Linked DNA regions of Mus musculus: regions 1, 3, 4 and 5 are each linked to region 2. A link is a loop called in an ENCODE intact Hi-C map of the cell type or tissue named here. Cell type or tissue: heart. All regions are shown on one strand. Region 1 has its middle 110 kb from the start of 1700030C10Rik. Region 2 holds the start of Iah1 (isoamyl acetate-hydrolyzing esterase 1 homolog). Region 3 overlaps Gm31624 (a long non-coding RNA gene). Region 4 holds the start of Adam17 (a disintegrin and metallopeptidase domain 17). Region 5 has its middle 36 kb from the start of Asap2.

The links. A loop is a pair of places that touch in the nucleus more often than their neighbours do. Peaks named below come from ENCODE experiments on the same cell type or tissue, not always from the same donor. Only the 100,000 strongest peaks of a DNase experiment are listed, where the experiment ranks them.
Region 1: it touches region 2 in a loop (8-fold over the local background); 5 of 42 quality-filtered maps call a loop at or near these places.
Region 3: it touches region 2 in a loop (5-fold over the local background); 5 of 42 quality-filtered maps call a loop at or near these places.
Region 4: a loop joins it to region 2, with 3 times the contacts of the local background. A loop is called at or near these places in 10 of 42 quality-filtered maps.
Region 5: it touches region 2 in a loop (4-fold over the local background); 2 of 42 quality-filtered maps call a loop at or near these places.

The regions. Positions count from the first base shown.
Region 1 is chr12:20,926,707-20,931,706 of GRCm38, reverse strand. No RefSeq gene overlaps it. Among named protein-coding and RNA genes, the nearest start is that of 1700030C10Rik, 110 kb to the right of the region's middle. In heart, a CTCF peak has its summit at 2,529 (motif pointing left); no DNase peak of the experiment used is centred here.
Region 2 is chr12:21,315,841-21,320,840 of GRCm38, reverse strand. Iah1 (isoamyl acetate-hydrolyzing esterase 1 homolog) reads right to left here and starts at 4,449. Exons shown (of 6, transcript NM_026347.3): 1 at 4,329-4,449; 2 at 3,413-3,465; 3 at 2,795-2,943; 4 at 910-1,071. The coding sequence starts at 4,409. In heart, a CTCF peak has its summit at 2,472 (motif pointing right); DNase peaks (open chromatin) are centred at 3,820 and 4,470; H3K4me3 peaks cover 1,553 bases; H3K27ac peaks cover 839 bases.
Region 3 is chr12:21,611,271-21,616,270 of GRCm38, reverse strand. The region is part of intron 1 of Gm31624 (a long non-coding RNA gene); the gene reads right to left. Among named protein-coding and RNA genes, the nearest start is that of Gm31624, 13 kb to the right of the region's middle. In heart, a CTCF peak has its summit at 2,302 (motif pointing right); no DNase peak of the experiment used is centred here.
Region 4 is chr12:21,371,600-21,376,599 of GRCm38, reverse strand. It overlaps Adam17 (a disintegrin and metallopeptidase domain 17), which reads left to right and starts at 2,968. Exons shown (of 19, transcript NM_009615.6): 1 at 2,968-3,264. The coding sequence starts at 3,168. In heart, a CTCF peak has its summit at 3,038; a DNase peak (open chromatin) is centred at 2,929; H3K4me3 peaks cover 2,247 bases; H3K27ac peaks cover 1,778 bases.
Region 5 is chr12:21,073,281-21,078,280 of GRCm38, reverse strand. No RefSeq gene overlaps it. Among named protein-coding and RNA genes, the nearest start is that of Asap2, 36 kb to the left of the region's middle. In heart, a CTCF peak has its summit at 2,339 (motif pointing left); a DNase peak (open chromatin) is centred at 2,320.

The sequences.
Region 1 (5,000 bases), 390 kb after region 2:
TTTGACATGGAGACCTTAGGGGGAACTGTACCATTTTGTCTCCCCAGAGGAGGCATTTTAGTACTGCATGTGTTTAGTTAGTCTCACTTCACAAAGGAAGGAGCAGAGGTTTGGGAAGTTGTGTGACTTGTGGGCTCACACATATGTCACATGGGACCTACTTGTGGGTGGGGAGAGCAGCTGAGGTACAAAATGTCCTTAAACTCCAAACTCCCCTATCACATGGTCACCTGCTCCCTTGGAAGTTGCTCCAGGCCTCTTATCTGATGCCTAAAGCCTGAGAGGTGCTGAGTGGACTTTTGGAGCCAGCCCTGGCTCTGGAACCAGAGGATTGGGTTTGGCTAGTTGGTTCTGACCAGATAGAACCTGGTCTCTCTAGAGACTGCTTGTCTTTCAGCCTGAAACTCTCCTTAAATTTTCATGTCTTTTGCTTCAGACACTGAGTTTATCTAAAATTTCCACAAAAGAGGAGGACATTACCTACGAAGACAAACCCTGTGTCCACCATAGGGCTACCCTGTAAGGCAGGTGCCCAGCCCACAGGGGGCAATGCCAGGTGATTTTTCTGCCGGGAAAGGCTCCTGGCCAGGATATGGGTCTGGACTTTGGGTCTATTCTCAGTGTCAATTGCTCAAGATGACAATTGTCAAGAGCCTGAACACTTGACAGGTCTAAAGATGGAGAAACAAGCCCCAACCGCAGCAAGGCAGATTTATCAGTTCTCATCCTGAGGATTATGACCTTTTTGGCACCCCTCTCTCTCAAAAATATTTATATTAGAATTCACAATAGCAGCAAAGTTACAGTTATGAAATAGCAAGTTAAATAATTTTTTTGGCTGGAGGTCACCACAACATGAGGAACTGTATTAAAGGGTCACAGCATTAGGAAGGTTGAGAATTATTGTTTTAAATGGACATAGAAGGAGATGCTAAGGAGGACCCCAGTTTCTAGCATGGAGTGGGCCCTGGAATTCAGGACCAAGGCAGTGATGGGTTTCCTTCAGGCCAAGCTAGTTTGAGAAAGCTGAGGGATATGTAGAGAGGAAAGGGACGGATTTACAAACCTCAGCTTGAGGTTAGAAGAATGGACTGGTCACAGACACACGGGCCTACAGATTTCTTTACATTTCTGATTTTAATGTTTTTGCATGTGTATGCATATGCACTGTGCATGTGTGTTTCCATATTGTGGGCACATGTGCATGTGTGGGCAGCTCAAGGTAGACATTGGGCGTCTCCCTACTCCACTTTCCACTGTATTTTTTGAGGCCAGGTCTCCTGAACTGTAGCTTGCTGATTCCAGCTAAGCTAGCCAGGCAGCTGGCCCTGAGGATGTCCCGTCTGTCTCTCAGATGCTGGGATTACAGGTAACTGCCATACCTGCCCAGCTATTACATGGTTCTACAGATCTGCATTCTGGTCTTCATGCCTACACCGTGCATGTTTTATGCACTAAGCCATTGTCTCCCCACAGCCCTGTTTAAAAAATAAAATAAAAGTTTTGATGTTTGAGTAATGACAGACCCAAGGGAAGCTGCAGCTGGGTCCATGCATCTGTCCTTCAGGTTCAGCCCCTGGTCCTGTCCTGCACAGCTACAGTGACATTGAAGTCAGGGATAGGGACACTGCTACCATCCACACAGCTTTGTCATATCGTGTGTGTGTGTGTGTGTGCGCGTGCAGGCACGTACATGCTGTGTGCATGGTATCTGATGCAGTTCCAGGGCATGTGTAGATCTGCATTGTCACTGTCACTGATGGCTCTTCATATGGTTAGAAAATTGCAGAGAAGATTCTGTGGGTTGGCGACCCTAGGGTCTCCTAATAATGAACCTTCCTGCCCCATCCTGTTCTCTGTACCCTTACTTCCTGCCCCATCCTCCTCTCTGTACCCTTTCTTCCTGCCCCTTCCTCCTCTCTGTACCCTTTGTCCAGGAGGCTTTCTGTTCAGGGTCACTTCTGAGTACCCTCCCGCTGACGTCCATCCTGTGGTAAATAACCAGCTTAGAAAGGACAATGGACTAGTTTCTAGGCTGCATTTACCAAAAAAGGCTACATGTCTCGAAGGCTTTGTAGGGCCTTGTGTTAATTTTAGATCGAATCAAAGAAAATACACTTTTATGATTTGTCGATTACATTTAACAGCTGCAGGTGACACTGGAGTGACCCTGAGGTCCGTGTCATGAGTTTAAAGCATAGCTCCGTGCACAAGTGACACCATTGGGGGTGCTTCTGTTTTTTTGGCTAAATTCTACACTTTGAGGGGTCTTTCCTTACTGAGACAGTCTCTGGGAAACCTAGCAAGTGAACTCCCATGGAAACAAGGGGGAGGGAAACACCCTATCTTCTTGATATCAATTTTCTGCTCCACATATTTTCGGTCACTCACTAGCATATGAATCCTTCCATCCATGAACTCTGATGTTGGACATCTGTAAACAAAAGCCCCAGACTCACCCAGTGGAAAAACAGTTCTGCAAACTGCAGAAACAGCAATTGAGTAGCGCACCACTGCCATCTAGGGGTCATGTTTAGTGTTGCACCATAGGGTGGCTCTTGAATATCTTGGAATCCAGCCTTGTTAGTCTGTTACTGGGCCTTCCAATGGGAACAATTCAGTCAACTTCAATGGCTCCCAGAAAAAGGAAGTGTAGTGTAGAAAAACTGGGGGTCAAGGGGACCGTGAGATGAAGCTGACAAGGCTTCCCACACCCTTTGGAAGTGGACAGAGCCAAGCAGTGGTGACAGTATCAAGGGGCTTTGGGTCAAGCAGCACAGGGTTTGAGTCCTGAGTTTGTCCCTTGTCAGGTACTGGACCTAGAACAACCTACTTAGGCCTCGTCACTCATTCTATGAGACAGGGCGTTCCTGGGGAGGCAAACATGGACTCAATTTTGAGATTCTTCAGCCTTAGCTCCTCTAGTGCTGGGATTGGAAGGGTGAACCATCATGACTGGACCACTTAAACTTTTGGAGACTCGTGTTTTTAATACCTAGTGGGAAGCAGGACTAGTGATCTTGAAAGACCCCCGAAGGGAGACCCTCACTCAAGCCTCGGGACAGCCGCGGACCCAAGAAGACACTGAGACCGAACTCAAAATATTGAAGGCAAGATTTAATAAAGCAACAGCAAGAAAGCACATAGACCAGAGCTCTGGGGTCGAAACTCATGCACCTAGTATGGTGTAGAGGAGAATCGACGACGAGCCAAATTTTTCACAGGCTTATATAGGAAAAACTCAAGGGGGGAGAGCTGGGCAGGGAAAGTACAAGTTTACATAACTAAGGGGTTCTGCCAAGGGACAAGGGGTTCTGCCAAGGGAATCTACGTAACTAAGGGGTCATGTCCTATTATTTGGCAATGTACCCGGTTCATTTTGAGGTTGTTCCAGGAGGCCCTTATCTCAAAAATGTTCTTGGAACAGTCTTTAGTTGGGAGGGTTCAAACTCTAGGGTGAGGAGTTCAGGAATGTATTCTGGGGTGAAGAGTTCAGGGAGTTCAGGAGTGTTCTGGGAACAATCTCTGGATGGGAGGGGTCGGGCTCTGAGGTGAGGAAGAGTTCAGTAACTTTATTCTTCAATCTGACCCTAATTAGGCCAGCATGGCCTTTAAAAATATGTGAACCACGAGGAACATAATAGAGCCTCCAAATGGAAGGCATATATAGTTCTTACTGACTGGTCGCTAGTAAGACTAAGAAGGAGTTATGGGGGACAGGGAAGGCTACACAAATGAGACAGAGAGACAAGGTTTCACAGGGTCAGTAGGATTTTTCCATTCAAACGGGGAAGGGCAGTCCAGATGCAGGAACCATGTGTACAAAGGCATTTTAGTAAGAATTGTCCCACGTGCTGAGTGCATTTCATTGAGTTTGGCCTGGTCTAAGCTCAAAGTGGATGAGGTATGGCTGCAGAGAAGCTCAATGGTTAGAGCACTTACCGCTTCTGCTAGGATCAGAGTTTGGTTCCCAGCATCCATGTACCAGGGCTTACAACTGCCAGTAACTCCAGCTTCAGGACATCCAATATCTTGCTCTGGGCCTCCACAGGCACCTGCATGCATATATGCAAATGCATGTAGTCTTTCTCTCTCACACACATGCCCACAATTGAAATAATAAAATAAATCTTAAAAATCCACTGAGTGAAATAGAACAGGTGAGTTTGGCTAGAACCTCCAGGAGGGCTCAGCAGTCCATCTTGCTTCCAAACTTCCTCCAACCTATCACCTCCCCACCTTGACATTTCCTCTCTGGGCTTCCTGCTACCACTGTCTCCAACACTGTCTAGCTACAAGGTTTGGTATAGAGCAAGGTGTGGATTGGGGTTAGCTTCACCCACAGCCACAGAAGTGCAAAAGCCACATTCTGCAAGGCTCACCAAGACTTTGTCCCTTTTGGGTGGTGCTTCCTTCACGTGCTTGAATGGCTCTGGCTTCCTGAAAGGAAGTTCATCTTTAGATTTGAAAATGGACTGTGGGACTGTAATCTTAGGGGTGTGTTGGTAGTGTCCCTAAGGCTATGAGAGCTGATTAGCACCTTCACTTCCAACAAGACATCTTGTGGGTGTTCTGGGATCCCATGTAGAAGGCTAGCTCAGGGTTTGGCCACAAGACAGCTTCTTCCTTGAATAAGTTCTTCCTTTTCTTTTAAAAGGTGTATGTAAATTTATTTCGCAGGCATTGGTGTTTTGCTTGTATGTATGTCTGTGTGAGGGTGCCAGATCACCTGGAACAGGAGTTACAGACAGTCATGAGCTGATATGTGGGTGCTAGGGAATTGAACTCAGGGCCTCTGGAAGTGCCACCAGTGCTCTTAACCACCAAGTCCTAATAAGTACTTACTATGACAATTGTCACATTTTGTTTTTGAGACGGGGTCTCACTAAGGAACCCTGGCTGGCCTCAAACTCAGTATGTAGCTAGGAATGGCCTTGGACTCCTGATGCGATTGTCAGGTCCCCAGAGTGCTGGGGTTGTAAACACAGGTGGAGGCCAGA
Region 2 (5,000 bases):
TACCTCCCAGCAGAATATCCAGTTGGTGGGGGAAGCCCGGCTGGGGGAGAATCACACATCTTCCTGAGAGGCTAGGGAAGGGATCTGGGGTATGGCAGGAGCCAGGCTGACCAGCTGTGTGAGGAAAAGAAAACTCTTCCCCAGTTTTGACAGCGGACCTGTGCTGAAAAGCCATTAGTGTGTCCCAGTCAAGCCTGTCCTCCAGTTTCAAGCAGCTTGGACAAAGTCCACAGTACACCTTTCCAGTCAAGTGTGTAAGCATGAGAGCTGTCGTGCTGAAGGGACAAAGTGGAGGGATTTTACCATCACACTTTGCCAACTGCCAAAGGAGACAAGACAGGAGGGGCTCCTGGCAGCTGAAGGGGCGGCCATCTGCAGAGCTCTATGCTGCAGGTGCCTTCCCTGTGCCAGGGGAGAATGCTGCAGATGGGGACTTGGTGTGAGCACCTGTGTGGCTGCCGGTGGGCTGTGTGTATCTTGGCATCTGGCAACTACAGACAGTGGGTTCTGGGTCATCAATGCCCTCCTGACTTACATACAACCAGGACACCCCCCCCCCATTTATGCCAAAAATAGTCTAGCAGTTCTCAACCGGTGGGCAACCCCACTCAAACAGCCCCTTTGGCAAACTTCTTCTCCAAAAATGTTCACACTGCGATTCATAAGAGTAGCAAAATTGCAGCTCTGAAGTAGCAATGAAATACTTTTATGGTTGGAGGTCAGCACAACATTGTGTGAAAGCGTTGCAGCATTAGGAAGGTTGAGAAGCACTGCTCTAGAGAAAGACTCGATTCTCACTTGACTGAAAATGGGACAGGTCCCTCCATCGAGTGGAGGCCCTCAGCGCCCACACCTCAGCTGTGATCGATGCCCACCCTCAGCTCTGACAGGCTGAGGCCTGCTCCTCACCCTTCAGGACGCACTCCTTCTCCCAGGCGGCTTCGCAGAGCGGGGGTGGCGTGATAAGGATGACCCGCTCCCTGGGGACGTCCACAGACCTCAGGTACTGCACCATGTCCCTCAGGTTTGCGCTGTACTCATCCAAGGGGACGTGCTGCTTGGGGTTCTCATCTGTTCAAGACATGCAGCTCAGTCTCATGGTTTATAGAAACAATGGCAAACATGATGAGTATACTTTTGTTTATTTTTTTCCTTTTTGAGACAGTCGCTCATAGCCCAGGCAGGTTCTAAATTCACTATATAGCCAAGACAGGGTCTTACTATAGTCCAGAGAGCTTGGAACTTGCTATGTAGACCAGGCTGGCCTAGAACTCAGAGATCTTCTTGCCCTTGCCCTGGCCTCCCAAGTGCTGGGATTAAAAGCCTACACACCCACACTTAGCCTTAGTTTTATGTCAGACTGGGAAGGGAAGTGAACTGGACAGGCAAGCACTCGACCCACTGTGTGATAGCCCTATGATATTCCTAGGCCTCTGTGTTCTCTCTCTCTCTCTCTCTCTCTCTCTCTCCCTTCCTCTTCCCCTCCCTCTCACCCCTTCCCTGTTCTCTCTGCCCAAAGATTTCTTTATTTATTATACATAGTACATTGTAGCTGTCTTCAGACACACCAGAAGAGGGAGTCAGGTCTCATCACGGATGGTTGTGAGCCACCATGTGGTTGCTGAAATTTGAACTCAGGACCTTCAGAAGAGCGGTCTGTGCTCTTACCCTTTGGGCCATCTCTCCAGCCCGGCCTTTGTGTTTTGAAGACAGGCTGGCCCAGACCATGCAGTGATTCTTCTGTCTCAGCCTCCCCAGGCTAAGACCACAAGTATGTGCCACCACACCCAGGCAGGAATATATTTTTGCAAATTTTCAGTGTCACAGAGGAACTGTTGAGTTCCGAGACACAAAGAAAAGACTCCTTCCTCTTCAACCCATTTACTTGCATGGCTCACAGCTCAGGCCTCGGAGGCTGGCTAGGAGATTTTCAGTGTCCAGGTCTTTTCTCTAGGTTCCCCATCATCCGTAAGGCTGATGTGTAGGCTATGATGTAAGACTGCCCTACCTTCACTGACACTGGCTTTAACCCTCTGAAGCTCACAGTGTGCTCACTGGGAGCTGAGGTAATGGCAGGTCTGCCTCTTAAACTAGCCGTGAAAACCAGTCAAGTGTGTAAAGTCGCTCATCAGGCTTGCTGCCAGTCAGGCTGGCACACAAGCACTAGGCTCTCCGCAGACTCCGTGCGAAACACAGAGAGTAAAAAGCAAAGTTACCCATGAACCATCCTGGCCAGTCTTTCTCCATAATCACGTGATCTCCCATCACTTGAGAGGTAGAGGCAGAAAGATCAACTAGCCTTAGCTACTTAGTGAGTTTGAGGCCAGCCTGGGCTACAGGAGATCATGTCTCAAAAAATCAAACAAACAAAAAAACTAACAAAAAAGGACCCTTCTTTGTCACTAGAGGGTACATGAGCCTAGTCCTCCCCAAAAAACCAAAAACCTAACAAAGAGGACACTCCTCTGTCACCAGGGGGCGCATGCCCCAGAAGCAAGCCTTCTGCTGCCAACTGTATCAGCTGAGGACTTAGAGGGCAGGAACAGACAATGAAAAGTACTTTCAGGTGAGTTCAAGGAGGCGGTCATATGGGAAATGAGCCCTAGAGTACCTGAGCCAAATCTGACCACATCAAAGCCCAAAGAAACCCACACAGGCGAGCGAGCCCCAGGAACACTCAGTTCCCGGGAAAGCTTTCTACTGGGAGATACAGAAGCAGTCTGGTGGGAGAGTAATATAAACATGTATTTGTTTGAGTCCAGGCAAACCAAAGGTGATCTAGGGATGTCCTTACCTTTGAGTGAAGAGTCATTGGCACCAAAGAAGATTGTAACGGCCACTGGGTTTTCCATCCCAGGCCCTTTCCTGATAAGTCTTGGGAGGATAATCTTGGCCCATCTGGTGTTATAACCTGAAAATCCACGATTCAGAACATCACACTTTCTGAAAGAAATTGGTTAAAAAGATGGGTTATGAGCTAAGAGCATAACCTAGTCCTGGGAGCTGTCCATAATTAACCCGTGTTCTGTGAACCTTATGGGAACGCTCACCCTGCCCAGACTCCTCATGTCCCTCAATGAGATATGAATTCCATACAAGGGTCTAATTCTATACATTTTAGTGGTGACTCAAGGTACATCTAAAATGGACTTTCCGATAGACGTTAACCAAACGGGTACAGAACGTTAGGAACCCACTAACAGGCTGGTTTGAAAGGTTCCAGGAAGGCAGAGCAGCCAATACAAGTGCTGCTGGTTCCCATGTGGTAGAAACTCGATTTTGTTGAACCTGAATTCCTTTCCTTTAACATGTATCCAGGAGGGGAAAGCTAGCAGATAAAAGCCTCCACCATTCACTCTGACTATGCTTCCCACCAGAAAGTAGCCAAGTACAATCTAGGAACTGTTCTTACCTGACTAGTCTGTCAGCCAGCAACGAGCCCCATCCACCCTGCTGGAAAGAAAACTGAAGAAAGAAGTCTGTTACTACCCACACAGCTATACACTATGGCATGGTGGTGGGCCAGGCCTGTTAGATGCAGACTCCGTTTAGACACTCCCAGGCTTCTTTCTTGCCTTCCTTGCTTGGGAAGGTATTTTGAGAATTACTGTGGCTTCACTTGGAAACTCTCTGGACATGAGAGGGTTTTACTGTGACCTAACATTAGAGACATTCGTTATCTGAACAGCAGAAAGCTCAACTATGTTGAGTCAGCTGACATAATGTTATCCCATTTCTCCACAGCTGAAAACTAAGGAAGCCTATGCTCTATTGATTTCCCTGACAGTCATGGCAATCCTCCAGCAGTATTGCGCCATCTCGCCCACTCACAAAAACTTAATGCCCAATATCTAAAAACAATGTTGCCAATTACTAGGGAAAGCCAAGCCCGCGTACGAGTAAATTGTGGAGAAGCGTCTTTTTTTGTTTTGTTTTGTTTTTTAATCTCCCTGAAGGAAGGCATCTTGAAGAATTTCCTCAATCGGGAACTATATGTTTTCAGATAGGGTTACTTTTTCATGCTGTTGAAAGCATTGTTTTCAAAAACCACTTGGTACTGGACCTAAGCCGCTTGAGGAAGAGAGGAGTGAACTAGTCGGTTCAAAGTTCAAAGTAGCTTCGGTGAAGAACCCGCAGGAGGTTGCAACCAAGCGAAGGCGGACCCTTTAAGCTCCCGTGCACCCCGACGCGCACCGGGCCATCCAGAGTCCGGGGGAGTCGGGCAGCTCGGGATCCGTACCGGCTCGCGGAGCACGGTGGGGTGGGGGAGAACCGCGCCTGGACTGCTCCGACACGCACGCGGATGCAGCCGAGGGTGCGGCGGGTACCTGCGTGATGGAGTCCCCGAAGAGCAACACGCGAGGCCAGAGCAGAGCGCTCCCGCTAGCAGCTCGCTCGCACAGCGACATGGTAGAAAGCCCAAAACCCCGCAGGGCTGCGCCGGATGTGGAGGAGCCTCGCGCCGTGGGCGGAGCTAGCTGCGGGCGGGGCTAGCCGTGGGCGGGGTGAGCCCCAGATCAAACCTCTTTGCACTCAGGTCTCCTGAAGCGAGTGTCCCCGGCCGGGTGAGTCCTGCCACCGGTTCACCCCAACCCCGCCTCTCCGAGACTGGGGATAGCTGTGGTGCTTGGAAATCTCGTTTTTAGCAGGAGCACTCGTCCATTTTTGGCCATGCCCAAGTGGAGGATTTCCTCTTCCAGTACTGGACTTGATGGGCACAGTAAAAGATAGAGGTGTCTAGGGACCCTCACTGTAGACCGCCTGACTTCACGGTATCACATGCCCCAGCTATTAAAAGGAAATTTCTAGTTTTATGTAATAAATTTTTGTATGTTATGGGGGCCCTAGGCTTTTGGTATAGGCCAAAAACATGGGAATTTGGCTGTTTTATAGAAATTTCATTTTAAGGAAGTCAGATTTACACTGTTAGCAAAGCACCGGAGCGTTTACACACCCAAGAGGGTAGGTAGACAAGACAGGCTACATGGGCGAAGTTCTTT
Region 3 (5,000 bases), 300 kb before region 2:
CTCTCTCTCTCTCTCTCTCTCTCTCTCTCTCTCTCTCTCTCTCTCTCCCTCTCTCTCTCTCTCTCTGCCACCATGTGGTTGCTAGGATTGGAACTCGGGACCTTTGGTAGAGCAGTCAGTGCTCTTAATAACTGAGCCATCTCTCCAGCCTTGGGAGTCTTCTCAAATGGAGAACCCAAAGACACACAAGATGTGAGAGTACAGTGAGGGGCAGAAGTAAGAGCACAGAAATGAGGTGGCTGAGGCAGGAAAGTCATGAGTTCTAGGACAACCTGGACTCCATAGTGAGACCTCAAATCAAAAATCGAAGAGCAGAAACCAAGTCTGATCTCCCAGACCCACAAGGTGAAAGGGAAGAACCGACTCCCATAAGTTGTCCTCTGGCCTCCATCTGTGTTTACAACCCCAGAAGTCTGGGGACCTGAAAATCGCATCAGGAGTCCAAGGCCATTCCTAGCTACATACTGAGTTTGTGGCCAGCCAGGTTTCCATAGTGAGACCCCGACACAAAAACAAAACGTGACAATTGTCATAGAAAGTACTAATTAAGACTTGGTGGTTAAGAGCCCTGGTGGCACTTACAGAACTTGAGTTCAATTCCCTAGCACCCACATATCAGCTCACAACTGTCTTTAACTCCTGTTCCAGGTGATCTGGCACCCTCACACAGACATACATACAAGCAAATCAACAATGCATGTGAAATAAATTTAGATAAACCTTTAAAAAGAAAAAGAAGAACGTATTCAAGGAAGAAGTTGTCTTGTGGCCAAACCCTAAGCTAGCCTTCTCCATGGGACCCCAAAACACCCACAGGATGTCTTGTTGGAAGTGAAGGTGCTAATCAGATTTCATAGCCTTAGGGACACTACCAACACACCCCTAAGATTACAATCCCACAGTCCATTTTCAAATCTAAAGATGAACTTCCTGTCAGGAAGCCAGGGCCATTTAAGCATGTGAAGGAAACACCACCCAAAAGGGACAAAGTCTTGGTGAGCCTTGCAGAATGTGGCTTTTGCATTTCTGTGGATGTGGGTGAAGCTAACTCCAATCCACACCTTGCTCTATACCAAACCTTGTAGCCAGACAGTGTTGGAGACAGTGGTAGCAGGAAGCCCAGAGAGGGAATGTCAAGGTGGGGAGGTGAGAGGTTGGAGGAAGGTTGGAAGCAAGATGGACTCCTGAGCCCTCCTGGAGGTTCTAGCCAAACTCACCTGTTCTATTTCACTCAGTGGATTTTTAAGATTTATTTTATTATTTCAATTGTGGGCCTGTGTGTGAGAGAGAAAGACTACATGCATTTGCATATATGCATGCAGGTGCCTGTGGAGGCCCAGAGCAAGATATTGGATCTCCTGAAGCTGGAGTTACTGGCAGTTGTAAGCCCTGGTACATGGATGCTGGGAACCAAATTCTGATCCCAGCAAAAGTGGTACGTGCTCTAACCATTGAGCTTCTCTCCAGCTACACCTCATCCACTTTAAGCTTAGACCATGCCAAACTCAATGAAATGCACTCAGCACAGTGGGACAATTCTTACTAAAATGCCTTTGTACACACGGTTCCCGCATCTGGACTGCCCTTCCCCCTTTGAATGGAAAACGCCTACTGACCCTGTGAAACCTTGTCTCTCTGTCTCATTTGTGTAGCCTTCCCTGTCCCCCATACCTCCTTCTTAGTCTTACTAGCTACTGGTCAGTAAGAACTATATATACCTTCCATTTGGTGGCTCTATTATGTTCCTCGTGGTTCACATAATTTTTAATGGCCATGCTGGCCTAATTAGGGTCAGATCATTAGTACTGTTTCCCACTATGTATTAAAAACACCAGTCTCCAAAAGTTTAAGTGGTCCAGTCATGATGGGTCACCCTTCCAATCCCAGTACTAGAGGAGCTAAGGCAGAAGAATCTCAAATTTGGGGCCACCTTTGGCTCCCCAGGAACGCCCTGTCTCATAGAATGAATGAAGAGGCCTAAGTAGCTTGTTCTAGCTCCAGTACCTGACAAGGGACAGACTCAGGACTCAAACCCTGTGCTGCCTGACCCAGAGCCCCTTGATACTGTCACCACTGCTTGGCTCTGTCCCCTTCCAAAGGGTGTGGGAAGTCTTGTCAGCTTCATCTCAGGGTCCCCTTGACTCCCAACTTCTCTACACTAGACCTCTTTTTTCTGGGAGCCATTGAAGTTGACTGAATTGTTCCTATTGAAAGGCCCAGGAACAGTCTAACAAACCCAGATTCCAAGATATTCAAGAGCCACCCCATGGTGCAACACTGAACGTGACCCCTAGATGGCAGTGGTGCACTACTCAATTGCTGCTTCTGCAGCCTGAAGGACTGACTATTTTTCCCCTGGGTGAGTCTGGGGCTTCTGTTTACAGACCTCCAACATTAGAGTTCCTGGATGGAAGAATTCATATTCTAGTGAGTGACTGAAAATATGTGGAGCAGAAAATTGATATCAAGAAGATACGGTGTTTCCCTCCCCCTTGCTTTTGTGGGAGTTTACTTGCTAGGTTTCTCAGAATCTGTCTCAGTAATGAAAGAACCCTCAAAGTGTAGAATTTAGCCAAAAAACAGAAGCACCCCCAATGGGGTCACTTGTGCACGGAGCTATGCTTTAAGCTCATGACACGAAATTCAGAGTCACTCCAGCTTCAGCTGCAGCTGTTAAATGTAATCAACAAGAAAATATTTTTGATTCTCTTAAAACTCCAAACATATACATTTGTATAATTCATTTGAGCATACAAATCCATGACAATTTTTTGCAGATTCAATAGTAATGCCCCTCTATCCCACTCCTCTCTTCAAATTCTCTTACTATTTTTGATTTGTATTTGTTATTATTATTAGTCACCTTCTATGCCAATTAATGTAGCCCACACATACATGGACTTGTGGCTTTAAAGTAAGGCATCATAAACTAAAATAAGCCTCATATGCAAGGGCCGGTGACCCTCCTTCTATCTTTAGACACCTAGTTCTCTGAGCCTTAGATGGTAGAAAGTTGATAACTGATGCATATCAGAACAGTAAGAATAAGTTTTACTTTGTACCTAATTGACTAATTATGCTTTTCTGTACGACTTCCTACTGCAGAAAGAGGACATGTAACTGAATTTTAGAGCAGCCTAAATCTTTGGGAATATGTATAAATATTTAGGATGAAGGCTGTTATTGTAATTAATGCATTTCTCTGAAATATCACTTGATATATTTCCTATGTTTCTGATGAGCAAATTAAATATCCGTTGCCTTGTTTAAAAAAAAAAAAAGAAAGTGTATTTTCTTTGATTTAAGCTAAAATTAGCACAAGGCCCTGCAAAGCCTTCTAGACATGTAGCCTTTTCTGGTAAATGCAGCCTAGAAACTAGTCCATTGTGATTTCTAAGCTGGTTATTTACCTCAGGATGGACCACAGGGGGAGGGTACTCAGAAGTGAGCCTGAGCAGAAAGCCACCTAGACAAAGGGTACAGAGAGGAGGATGGGGCAGGAAGGAAGGGTGCAGAGCCAAGTATGGGGCAGGAAGGAAGGGTGCAGAGCCGAGGATGGGGCAGGAAGGAATGATTCAGGGATGAGGATGGGCCAGGAAGGTTCATTATTAGGAGTCCCTACGGTCACCTCCCCACAGAATCTTCTCTGCAATTTTCTAACCATAGGAAGAGCCATCAGTGACAGTGACAACACAGATCTACACATGCCCTGAAACTGTATCAGATACCATGCCCACAGCATGCACATGTCTGCACGTGCACACAAACATGATATGACAAAGCTGTGTGGATGGTAGCAGTGTCCCTATCCCTGACTTCAATGTCACTGTAGCTGTGCAGGACAGGACAAGGGGCTGAACCTGAAGGACAGATGCATGGACCCAGCTGCAGCTTCCCTTGGGTCTGTCATTACTCAAACATCAAAACTTTTATTTAATTTTTTAAAACAAGGCTGTGGGGAGACAATGCCTTAGTGCATGAAACATGCGCTGTGTAGGCATGAAGACCGGAATGCAGATCACTAGAATCATGTAATAGCTGGGCAGGTATGGCAGTTACCTGTAATCCCAGCATCTGAGAGACAGACCTCAGGGTCAGCTGCCTGGCTAGCTTAGCTGGAATCAGCAAGCTACAGTTCAGGAGACCTGGCCTCAATAAATACAGTGGAGAGTGGGGTAGGGAGACACCCAATGTCTACCTTGAGCTGCCCACACATGCACATGTGCCCATACATATGGAAACACACATGCACAGTGCATATGCATACACATGCAAAAACATTAAAATCAGAAATGTAAAGAAATCTGTAGGCCCGGGTGTCTGTGACCAGTCCATTCTTCTGCGCTCAGCTGAGGTTTGTAAATCCAGCCCTTTCCTCTGGAAAAGGTTTCCCCCAGCTTTCTCAAACTAGCTTGGCCTGAAGGAAACCCATCACTGCCTTGGTCCTGAATTCCAGGCCCACTCCATGCTAGAAACTGGGTCCTCCTTAGCATCTCCTTCTATGTCCACTTAAAACAATGATTCTCAACCTTCCTAATGCTGTGACCCTTTAATACAGTTCCTCATGTTGTGGTGACCTCCAGCCAAAAAATTATTATTTAACTTGCTACTTCATAACTGTAATTTTGCTGCTATTGTGAATTCTAATATAAATATTTTTGGAGAGAGAGGGGTGCCAAAAAGGTCATAATCCTCAGGTTGAGAACTGATATATCTGCCTTGCTCCGGTTGGGGCTTGTTTCTCCATCTTTAGACCTGTCAAGAGTTCAGGCTCCTGACAATTGTCATCTTGAGCAATTGACACTGAGAATAGACCCAAAGTCCAGACCCATATCCTGGCCAGGAGCCTTTCCCAGCACCAAAATCACCTGGTGTTGCTCCCTGTGGGCCGGGCACCTGCCTTACAGGGTATCCCTATGGTGGACACAGGGTTTGTCTCCATAGGTAATGTCCTCCTTTTTTGTGGAAATTTTAGATAAACTCAGTGTCTGAAGACATGA
Region 4 (5,000 bases), 56 kb before region 2:
TCCTGGAACTCACTCTGTAGACCAGGCTGGCCTTGAACTCAGAAATCTGCCTGCCTCTGCCTCCCAAGTGCTGGGATTAAAGGTGAGTGCCACCACGCCCGGCTGTTTGTTTTTTAACTGTCTTATTGGGTTCTTATACCTCTACCTCCCTTCCAAGCCTCATTCTACCCTGATCCCTTCCAACCACCCCCTACCCTCACTAGGTAAGAGAGAGAAGGATAGAGGGCAAAGGGGGGGGTATAGACCTCTGTAGGCTACTTCCTGGGTAAGAGAGAGAAGGATAGAGGGCAAAGGGGGGGGGTGTAGACCTCTATAGGCTACTTCCTGCTCAGTAGGAACGTTGAGTTTCTTGGGGCTGTCCAATCTTGGTTGTCAGGATATCTCCAGTTTCCTCTTGTCTCTGATCGATCAGGGACAATTGACAATCGGTAACAAAGTCAATGGGAAGCAGAAGCCACCACAGGCCCTCTCGGGGACTTTCCCATTTATACCTCAGTCCCCAGAATTAAATTATCTGCAGGTGGCAAAGATCACACCCCTGCTAGTGCCTGAGGCAAATCCTAATCACCTGCTGTGAAGCAGCCTCTTATCTCACACCTGGGATTAAAACAAAACATTCTCCTAACTGGTTTTTTAAAGAAACTAAAATTCTCACCACAAAGCTGCATTTTTTTTTTTGAGACTTGAGAATTCATATTTCTTGAAGGGCTAGCTTTATCAACTTTATTCAGCAGCAGAAAAAAGCATCCAAATTAAGGTTTTATGACAGATAGGGTGAGACAGTTAGGGCTTCAAGGTGGCTCAGTGAGTGGGTAGATATTATGGGGGTGATTTTTTTCTCTTAAAAAAACAAAAACAAAAGACTAAGATAAAGGCTTGTAGCCAAGTGTGATGGCCCATGCCATCATCCTAGCGACAGGGAGGCTGAAGCTGGAAGGCCTGGGCAGGGTTACAAAATGAGCCTAGCTCATAAAGCCCATCACACTTTTCCCCCTGCTAGGACAAATCCCCCAAAAATAAACCCTTGAGGGTCAGGCTTCGACTGTCAGTTTTGGGACTCTTGATTTAACATAGCCCTGGCTGTTGTTCTGTGTCAGCCTCCTAGTGCTGGGATGGCAGGCATGGGTCACCACCAAGCTGTAGGTGCCAGTTCTGCCCTGCAGGCTTTTATCCAGCATGGCCCTCTGAGATGTTCCTCTGGCTCTTCATCTCCCCCAGGTGGAGTTATTTTATCCTAAAGATATGGACTATTGTCAAATCAAAGATGAATTTCAAATTGGAATCTTAATTTGAATACTGACTTGTGAATGTTGAAGACTACTTAAAATTGGGACTTATCCTGAAAACTTGTTATGATAAAGTGGATCAGGAGTTTTTTAAAAATTAGCACAGTGAAGCCAGCCTGGTCTACAGAGTGAGTTCCAGGACAGCCAGGACCACACACAGAAATCCTGTCTCGAAAAACAACAACAAAAAACCCAACAAAAACAGACACCCCTCCCCCCCCCAAAAAAAACCCAACAAACCAAAAACCTAGCACAGTGGTACTCAACCCCTTGGGTCAGTATCCCTTTGGGGGGTGCAGGGTCCCATTATCAGGTACCCTGCAGTTATTTACATTACCGTTTATAGCCGTAGCAAAATTATAGTCATGAAGCTGCAATTAAACAATTATGGTTCAGGGTCTCCACACATGAGGAACTGTAGTAGAGGGTCCAAAGCATTAGGAAGGCTGAGTGCCACTGAAATAGCATTTACTAAACATAGCTCAGCTGCACAAAAGCTAGGCGACACAAACAATATAATCTGCAGTCAACTAAAGTTACAAACCTGGGGACATGGAGCCTGGACACTCAAGAGAAATATCATAGCATTTCTATTATTAAAAAGCTGGCATCTACCGGGCGGTGGTGGCGCACGCCTTTAATCCCAGCACTCGGGAGGCAGAGGCAGGCGGATTTCTGAGTTCAAGGCCAGCCTGGCCTACAGAGTGAGTTCCAAGACAGCCAGGGTTATACAGAGAAACCCTGTCTCGAAAAAAACAAAACAAAACAAAACAAAACAAAACAAAACAAAAAAAAGCTGGCATCTAATTTGTGGGGGTGACTTTCTTTTTTGGTTAGGTATTCCTTGAATGTGTACCTAGTGAAAGTGTTTATACCTCGGTTGTACAGACTAGTTTAGCTAACATGCCCCCCAAAAAAATGTGCAAAGTCAGTAACTGTTGAAAATGTTGCAAGACATTCCACAACGAACAAATTTAAATCAGTTTATCTTTTTCTGGAAGACGACTTGAAATCTGACCAGGGCTATTAATGTTCAGTACCACAAACAATAACACAGGGAAAAAAAAAAAAAAAAAGACCGCAAAACCACAAGGGGTCGAGTAGGGAAACCAACTACAAGAGTTAGGGGGTAGATGGTCGCTCCTGTTCACTAGGAGACTGCCTAGAGTAAGGAACCAAGGAGCAAATAAATGTCTTTGCATAAGTCTATGTACAGTCCCCTGAGCATTTTCAGTGACAAGAGACCTAGTCTCCCGCAGCAAGTCGCCGAACAGCACACCCGATCCGCGTGGGGCGGATCTCCAGGGCACTGTGGCCGACTTCACGCCCCCATCCCATAGGCAGGTAGTTGACCCCACGCCAGACTTCACAGACCCTTCAATAAAGACGCTGAAGGGGACTTTAATCACGAAGAAGGTCGCACCTGTCTAAGGACCTGCCCATCCTCTCCCACCTTCGTTCCCCGCGGTCACCCGGGGACAGAGGCGAGAGAGAGAGGGTCGAGTCAGGACGCCGCCAGCTGAAGGCCAGGAAGGCGCCAAGCAGGCCCCAGAGGGACCAGGAAGGAACAGAGCCCAGAAGATGGCGTTCTGCCGGCGCCGCGCCGGGGCGGGGCGAGCCACGCCTCCCACAATGCTCTACGGCACCCTTCTTCCGGCTGTGGGCCGCGGGGTGGTCTCCGGCTGCGGCCGGAAACGAGTTAAGCCGCTCTCAGCGAGCGCCGCCTGCACTTCCGGGGACGTGAGCCTAGCTTCCCTGTAGGCGGCGCGGGAGGGAGAAGTTTGCAGGGCCGTGCTGGGAAGATCACCTCCGCTCCCAATGTGAGCAGTTTCCCGAACGCTCTTTCGGAGAAGGTTTCCCAGAGAGGTGGTGGACGGGAACATGAGGCGGCGTCTCCTCATCCTGACCACTTTGGTGCCTTTCGTCCTGGCACCCCGACCTCCGGAGGAAGCAGGCTCTGGCTCCCATCCGCGACTTGGTAAAGAGTTCGGGGAGCAAACTGACTTATCTGACCCCAGAGTGATTGGAGGGACGCGCCGGGGTGCTAGGGGCGGGATATTGGGCTCCCGTGGCGCGTCCCGAAGTTTTCAAGTGAAGGAAGGGGGGTGTGGCTCTCGGTGTTTAGAGAGAGAAAAAGAGATGGGCTTGTCTCTCAGTGAGGAGGGAAATCCTGGAGGGGTCTCCCATAGGGACCGAGGGCCTGGGACGGGCAAGTTCTCCCAGGTTTATTTCTGGAATATTTAGAAAAGAGGTGTTGGCACATGGATGGTTCGTTTGTGGAGTGTGAGATTTGGTCGAGGTCCTTTACTTGCTAACAAGTGAATCTAAGGTGTTAGGTGTTTCTGCTGAAAGCAAGACCCTGGGAAGAAAGGACAGTCCCAAAGCTCTCCACCACTTGTTGGCTCTCAGAGGCTAACTTGAAGTTATATGTAGGAGGTACTGAATGCAGTACCTGGTTGGAAGGTGGCGACTGATGTAGTTTCATTTGCATTTTTCGACTGTATTTGGAATCTTGCATTGGATTTCGAGATCATCCGTCTTGTTGGAGAGGTGCTTAGCTGAGAGAGCGAGGCTCAAACTTCCAAGCCAATTCTTGAATTGGCTTGTCAAGATGAATGTTTTCCTTGCAATTTTTAACAGATCACCAGGGATAACCCATTTAAATTGCCTAGAAACTTAGGGTTTCTACTTTAATTTTTTTAGAGATTGGATTTTAAGGAAAGGCATGCTTTAGAAGTTTTGAATTGAAATTGGCGATAGGCAATTTACTCGCTATCCTAGGATCCTTTAGCTTGCAAAAGTGGCTAAGACATTTCAGTTAATCAGTAACAAAGTGTCAAATAGTTTTGATGATAGGGAACTTAGCAAGTGTCTTAGAATCTTTTAGCTTGCAAATGTTGCCATCTAAGGCATTTCAGCTAATCAATAACAAAGTGTGAAACAGCGTGTTCCCAATTGTGTGAAGTTACGATCATGTCATTATAGTATTTTATTATTCAGATTGAAACCCTATGGGTTTTTTTTTCTAAGATGTATGTATGTATGTATGTATGTATGTATGTATGTATGTATGTGAGTACACTGTAGCTGTCAGACACACCAGAAGAGGGCATCAGATCGCATTACAAATGGTTGTGAGCCACCACCATGTGGTTGCTGGGAATTGAACTCAGGACCTTTGGAAGAGCAGTTGGTGCTCTTAACTGCTGAGCCATCTCTCCAGCCCCGCCTCCCCCCCCCCCCCTTTCTTTTAAATGTCTGTTTTGAGACAGGGTCTCACTATGTATCTCTAGTTGGCCTGGAACTCACAATGCAGACCAGGCTGGTTTTGAACTCATAGAGATCTATCTACCTCTGACCCAAGAGGTGGATTAAAGACCTTGCACCATCACTCCCAGTCTTGTGTTGGTTTTTTTACCTTGTGTTTTCGTCTTATTTACTAAACAGGGTTGTGGTTGACTGGAGTAGACACTGAATGTGTTTTATGTTTGTATCCAAATAACTTTCTTGTGTGTTTGCATTTTAAATGGTTATGTATGTGACAAATTTAGAGAACGGCAAAGGAGCTAGTTAGAAAGTGCTGAAATCTAAGTTGATAGAATCTGAAGGAAGAAATTTCAGGATGGATAGAGATAAGGACATACTTCATTTTAAGGATGCTATAAAGAATTTATTCTCTTGCATTTGAGACAGTAAAGTGATTTTTTTTTTTTT
Region 5 (5,000 bases), 240 kb after region 2:
TGTTTTGGGAAGGATTGTGGAAGGAGTTTGAAACACTGGGATAGAAAAGCTACTGGGGCCCGGCGTGGTGGCGCACACCTTTAATCCCAGCACCCGGGAGGCAGAGGCAGCAGATTTCTGAGTTCGAGGCCAGGCTGGTCTACAAAGTGAGTTCCAGGACAGCCAGGGCTATACAGAGAAACCCTGTCTCTAAACAAACAAACAAACAAACAAACACCAAAAAAAAAAAAAAAGAAAAAGAAAAGAAAAGCTACTGGGTACATAATGGGGCTTACTGCGCTGTTATGTGGGACCTGTTATGTGAGGTGGAGAATGGTCCTGGGCTGGGACCATTCACTGATTGAGCTGGATAACATGTACTGCTGCTTCGCATGGCTGTCACACCAGAACTCTGAGGCTGGGTCTCCTCTCCCTGTTTAATGTTTCTATGTTTTGCCTTAGGAAATAAATGGCTGCTCCAGGCTTGCACTGAAGGGTAAGACCAGGGCTCTCAAGCTTCAACTCCCAAACCACATTTGTCCACAGGTTCAATTAAGCTTGGTAATAAGCCTTTTTATCCACTAAAGACATCCTGCCAGGCCTCATGAATATTCTTCAGCATTCTACTCAACTGATCTTAGCTCACATCAGGGCTGGGAGTCATGTGTCTTAGTGTGAAAATCTGTGTTGACTGTGTTCACTCCGGAAGGAAGATTAGAGAAGTAAGGGACTGGGGAGCAGTGCTCCTGAGTTAGAAGGAAGGAAACAGCCAGGTAGGGCACCTGAGGAGGGACATGGGGGTGGGCCTCTCTTTGCATTCCTGTGCCTGAGCCCCAGGTTCAAACAGGAGCCAGGGAGAGCTATTTAGTTTCCCACTAGGTGGATCTGACTCGGCTTACAGAGTTTATTACATCCTCAGGCACAGGGAACTGTCAACAGTTTTTCCTTGTTTGACAGAGACAGATTCAGTCTGGATACTCAAATCAGTGATCAGAGAGAGTCCTTGTAGCCTGGAAGAAACTTGTGATTTGGACCTTAGAAAAGGTGGCTAGATAGACCGGACAGACAACTGGACAGATAGAAGATGTCAGCCGTACCACAGACACACATTCTGGCATTCTGACATGCTACATCCACTCCAGTAGTGACCAGCCCAATAGGTCCTGAAAACCTGGGCGCTATCCTGAGGCGAAAAGTTCACGGAAACTAGGTCTCCTTGAACTGTAGTTTCCTGTATAAAGAATGCTCCAATGCCCTTGCTTTAGTTGATAAACGGATCTGTGTGCTTTCCCTTAATATTGCTTTATTACAAGTGCTCCTAAGGATTGATATTTTGACATATAACTAAGTTAGATTCTAGGCAGTCCTTGATCAGACCTTGCTAAGTCACTGCCCTTCTCAGAAATTTACCATTATCTGGGAAGAAGGAAATTTGTGACCTAAAGAGGAACCAGAGTAGATACTTAGAACTATAGGTAGCTGAGTTACACCCATACACAAACAAGTATTTACAATGGCCTAGGGGAAGGTGGACTACACAGTAGACTAGAGTAGGATCTATGGCAAGGGCATGAAGCCCTTGCCCCTGGCTTCTAAGATTAAGTGGACCTTAGTGGGAGCTGTCTTTGATCCCAGTTGTTAACAATGAGTTTTACCCCAGTTGGTTCCTGCCAGTTCTTCCGTGTTTGTATTCCTCTGTTTTGCGTAAGAATCCAGTAACCTCTTTGTACCTTGCTTTGTGTGTCACCCAACTCCCCTATTTTCTTCTGTATAAAACGTTTGATGCTCGATTTGACAAATTACATTCAGATCCACACTCCCTTGTGTTGAGTCTGTCTGTCAATTCCTGTCAACTCATTGCCCACCTGTATCAGAGACTCATTCTACGCAGATAAGGGACCAAGAGGGTCTGCGGTACTGACATCCATCGATATTTAGTCTGTGGTGAGTTGCTGGGTGAGTTGCAACACCCTGTAGGGGTTCCAGCTTGCTTACCTGTAAAACAAAATGGATTCTCTTAGGTGTTTGATAGGGGGTGTGCTGGTTAGTGGTTTTGTCAGCTTAACATTAGAGTCATCTAAGAAGCGAGAACTTGAATTGAGAAAATGCCTCTATCAGATGGCCTGTAGGCAAGTCTATGAGACATTCTATTGATTAATGATTGATGTGTGGGAACGCCCAGTCACTGTGATTAGTGGGACTGGTGTGTATAAAAAATACTATCTGAGGAGATGGAGAGATGGCTCAGTGGTTAACACTGGCTGCTCTTCTAGAGGACCTGGTTTCAACTTCCAGAATCCCCATGGTGGCTCACGACCATTTGTTGACCCAGTTTCAGGGAATCTGGAGCCCTCTCGTGGCTGCTTTGAACATAGCATGTACATCTTATGCAGACAAGCAATAAGTAAATACATACATACATACGCTAAAAATAAATAGTCTCTAAAAAAAGCAAGCTGAGCACATTGTGAGGAGCAAGACCATAAGCAGCCCTCCTCCATGGTCTCTGCTTCAATTCCTGCCTCTTGGTCCCTGGCCTGCTTGAGTTTCTGCCTTCTTTTCATTCATAATGGACTGTGAGCTGCCAAATGAAATGAAATCATTCCTCCCCAAGTTGCTTCTGATCATAGCGTTTAACACAGCAATAGGAAGCAAAGTAGTTCAGTGAGTTAGATGTTGCTTTTATTGGCATTTGGGGACCATGAAGAGCTGTGTTCAGCTAATACTGGAGGGAGGTTATCCTCCGTGGATCCACACATGACTGTATGGGTGTCAGGGAGATCAGCAATAACTCGAGGAGGTGGGGAGCAGATGAACAGAGATGGTTTAGTTTTATCGTGAATCAACTGAAAAATGTCTTGCATTGGCAGGGCTTTACTCCCGGCACCTCAGGGGACTGGGCCCTAAAGACAGAAAGTTAAGTCTAACCTGAAAATGAAAGAACCTAAAGAAAACTAAATAAACTAAGAAAACTAAAGAATGCACCTGAGCATGCAGATAAAAGACAAGCTTTTTCAGCCAGGCTGTGGTGATGGTTGTGGCTGCCCTCTCACCTTTATTCCCAGTACTTGGAGTGTGGGGAAGAGGCAGACATATCTCTGAGTTCAAGTCCAGTCTGGTCTACAGAGCAAGTTTCAAGACAGCCAGGGCTACACAGAAAAACCCTGTCTTGAAAAACCAAAATCCAACTAACTAACCAAACACACAACCAAAAAAACAAACACAAAGACTACAACAAGAAATCCAGACAAACATACAAAAACCAACAAGCTCTCCAGGACAAGAGAGATGGATCAATGAAAGTCCTTGTTTTTCTTACAGAGGACCCAGGTTTGATTCCCAGCACCTGCTCACAACCATGGTAACTCCAGTTCCAGATGAGCCGGGTGGGTGTGTGTATACACATGAATTCAATTGAGTGCAGTGCCCATGGTAGGTAAAGAGTTGGTTGGTTTCCTGGAGCTGGGCTTACACTTGGTTGGGAGCTACCTGATGGGGGTGTTGGGAACTGAACTCCCGTCCTCTGGAAGAGCATCAAATGCTGTTAACCACTGAGCCATCTCTCTAGCCCCTTCTCTTTGTTTTTAATCAAATAAACTCCATAGTGAACTATCATTGCTTATCTGTCAAAATGGTTAAAATAAAAACAGTGACACACTAAACACTGGCAAAGGTTCACAGTGACTGAATTTCTCATAAATTGTGGGTGTGGATATACAATGTCCCAGCCACCTGTAATGGCAACTTTTGGTTGTCAACTTGACTTCATCTGGAATGAAGTAAAACCCAAGCTGCTGGGAACACCTATGAGAACTCTTTTTCTTTTGAAGTGGGAAGTCCCACTTTTAATCCAGGTTTTCCAAGGTGGGAAGACTAACCTGTAATCTAGATTCTTTGAGGTGGGAAGGTCCACCTTTAATCTGGCTGTGCCTTCCCGTGACAGCCTATAGAAAGAACATGGAAAAGGGAAGCTCTTTTGCTCTTTGCCTGCTTGCCCTTGCTCTCACTGGCAAGCTCATTCATTCACTGGCATTGGAGTCTATGTCCTCAGGATTCCAGTGTCTACTGAAGACCAGCCGAGAGGCCCATCGTCATGAACTGAAAAACTACTAGATTCCTGGACCAGTAGACAGCCATTGTTGGACTAACTAGACCACAGCCTGGAAGACACTCTAATAAATCCCCCTTTTATGTCTCTGTATAGGTTCGCTATCTGTTCAGTTCTCCTAATTCACCTTCCTAGAAAACAGTTCAGCTGTTTTGTAAGAAACAAAACATAGCACACTGTGGGCACTGAAAGAACCTAGTGGGGAAACCCCCCTCAATTCCTGATTCAGCATGCACCCAAGAATCACGAACAGAACAGAATGCCTTGATGTAAAAACACGAGGTAGTTTAATGGCGGAGCTCCATGTCAAAACATATCTCACGCAGGAGACAGTGGGCTGGGGCTGGGGGAGGAATTGGCATGGTTTCACATGATTGGTTCATTTAAATATGAGCAGGGAGGAATTGGTGCAGTTTAACATGATTGGTCCATTTAAACATCAGCAGACTGTACATGTAGATAACATTTAACTTAGGTCAGAAGGGCGGGAGATAGGGAGGTTCCTGGCCAGTCCAGCATGTCATTCTCTTTGTCTTTATGGCTAAGCAGCCTCAGGAATGTCTTAACGATGGGCCTGCCCGGGCATGTCCTGGCCTGTTCTGCTATGTTCTCTGCCCCAGGTTTCAAAGCTCACAAACAACTCTTTGGCTATTTGACATAAATTACATGAATCACAGGTCTCAAGTTTTATTTTCTTTCAGGTACTAAAGAGGGGCAAGAGCAGGAGGGGGAAGGGAGGATAGCCCACGTCTGGCCAGAGTTCCTCCTATGCTCTGGGCAGGCAGACCTAGGAGGGCTGCCAGACGCTTTCCACTCGGACCCGGGTGGGAATCATGTCCAGGAGACATGAGAGAACTTCTGTCTCATGTAGGTGAATTATCACCACTGGGTCCCAGGGTTACACCTCAGCTTG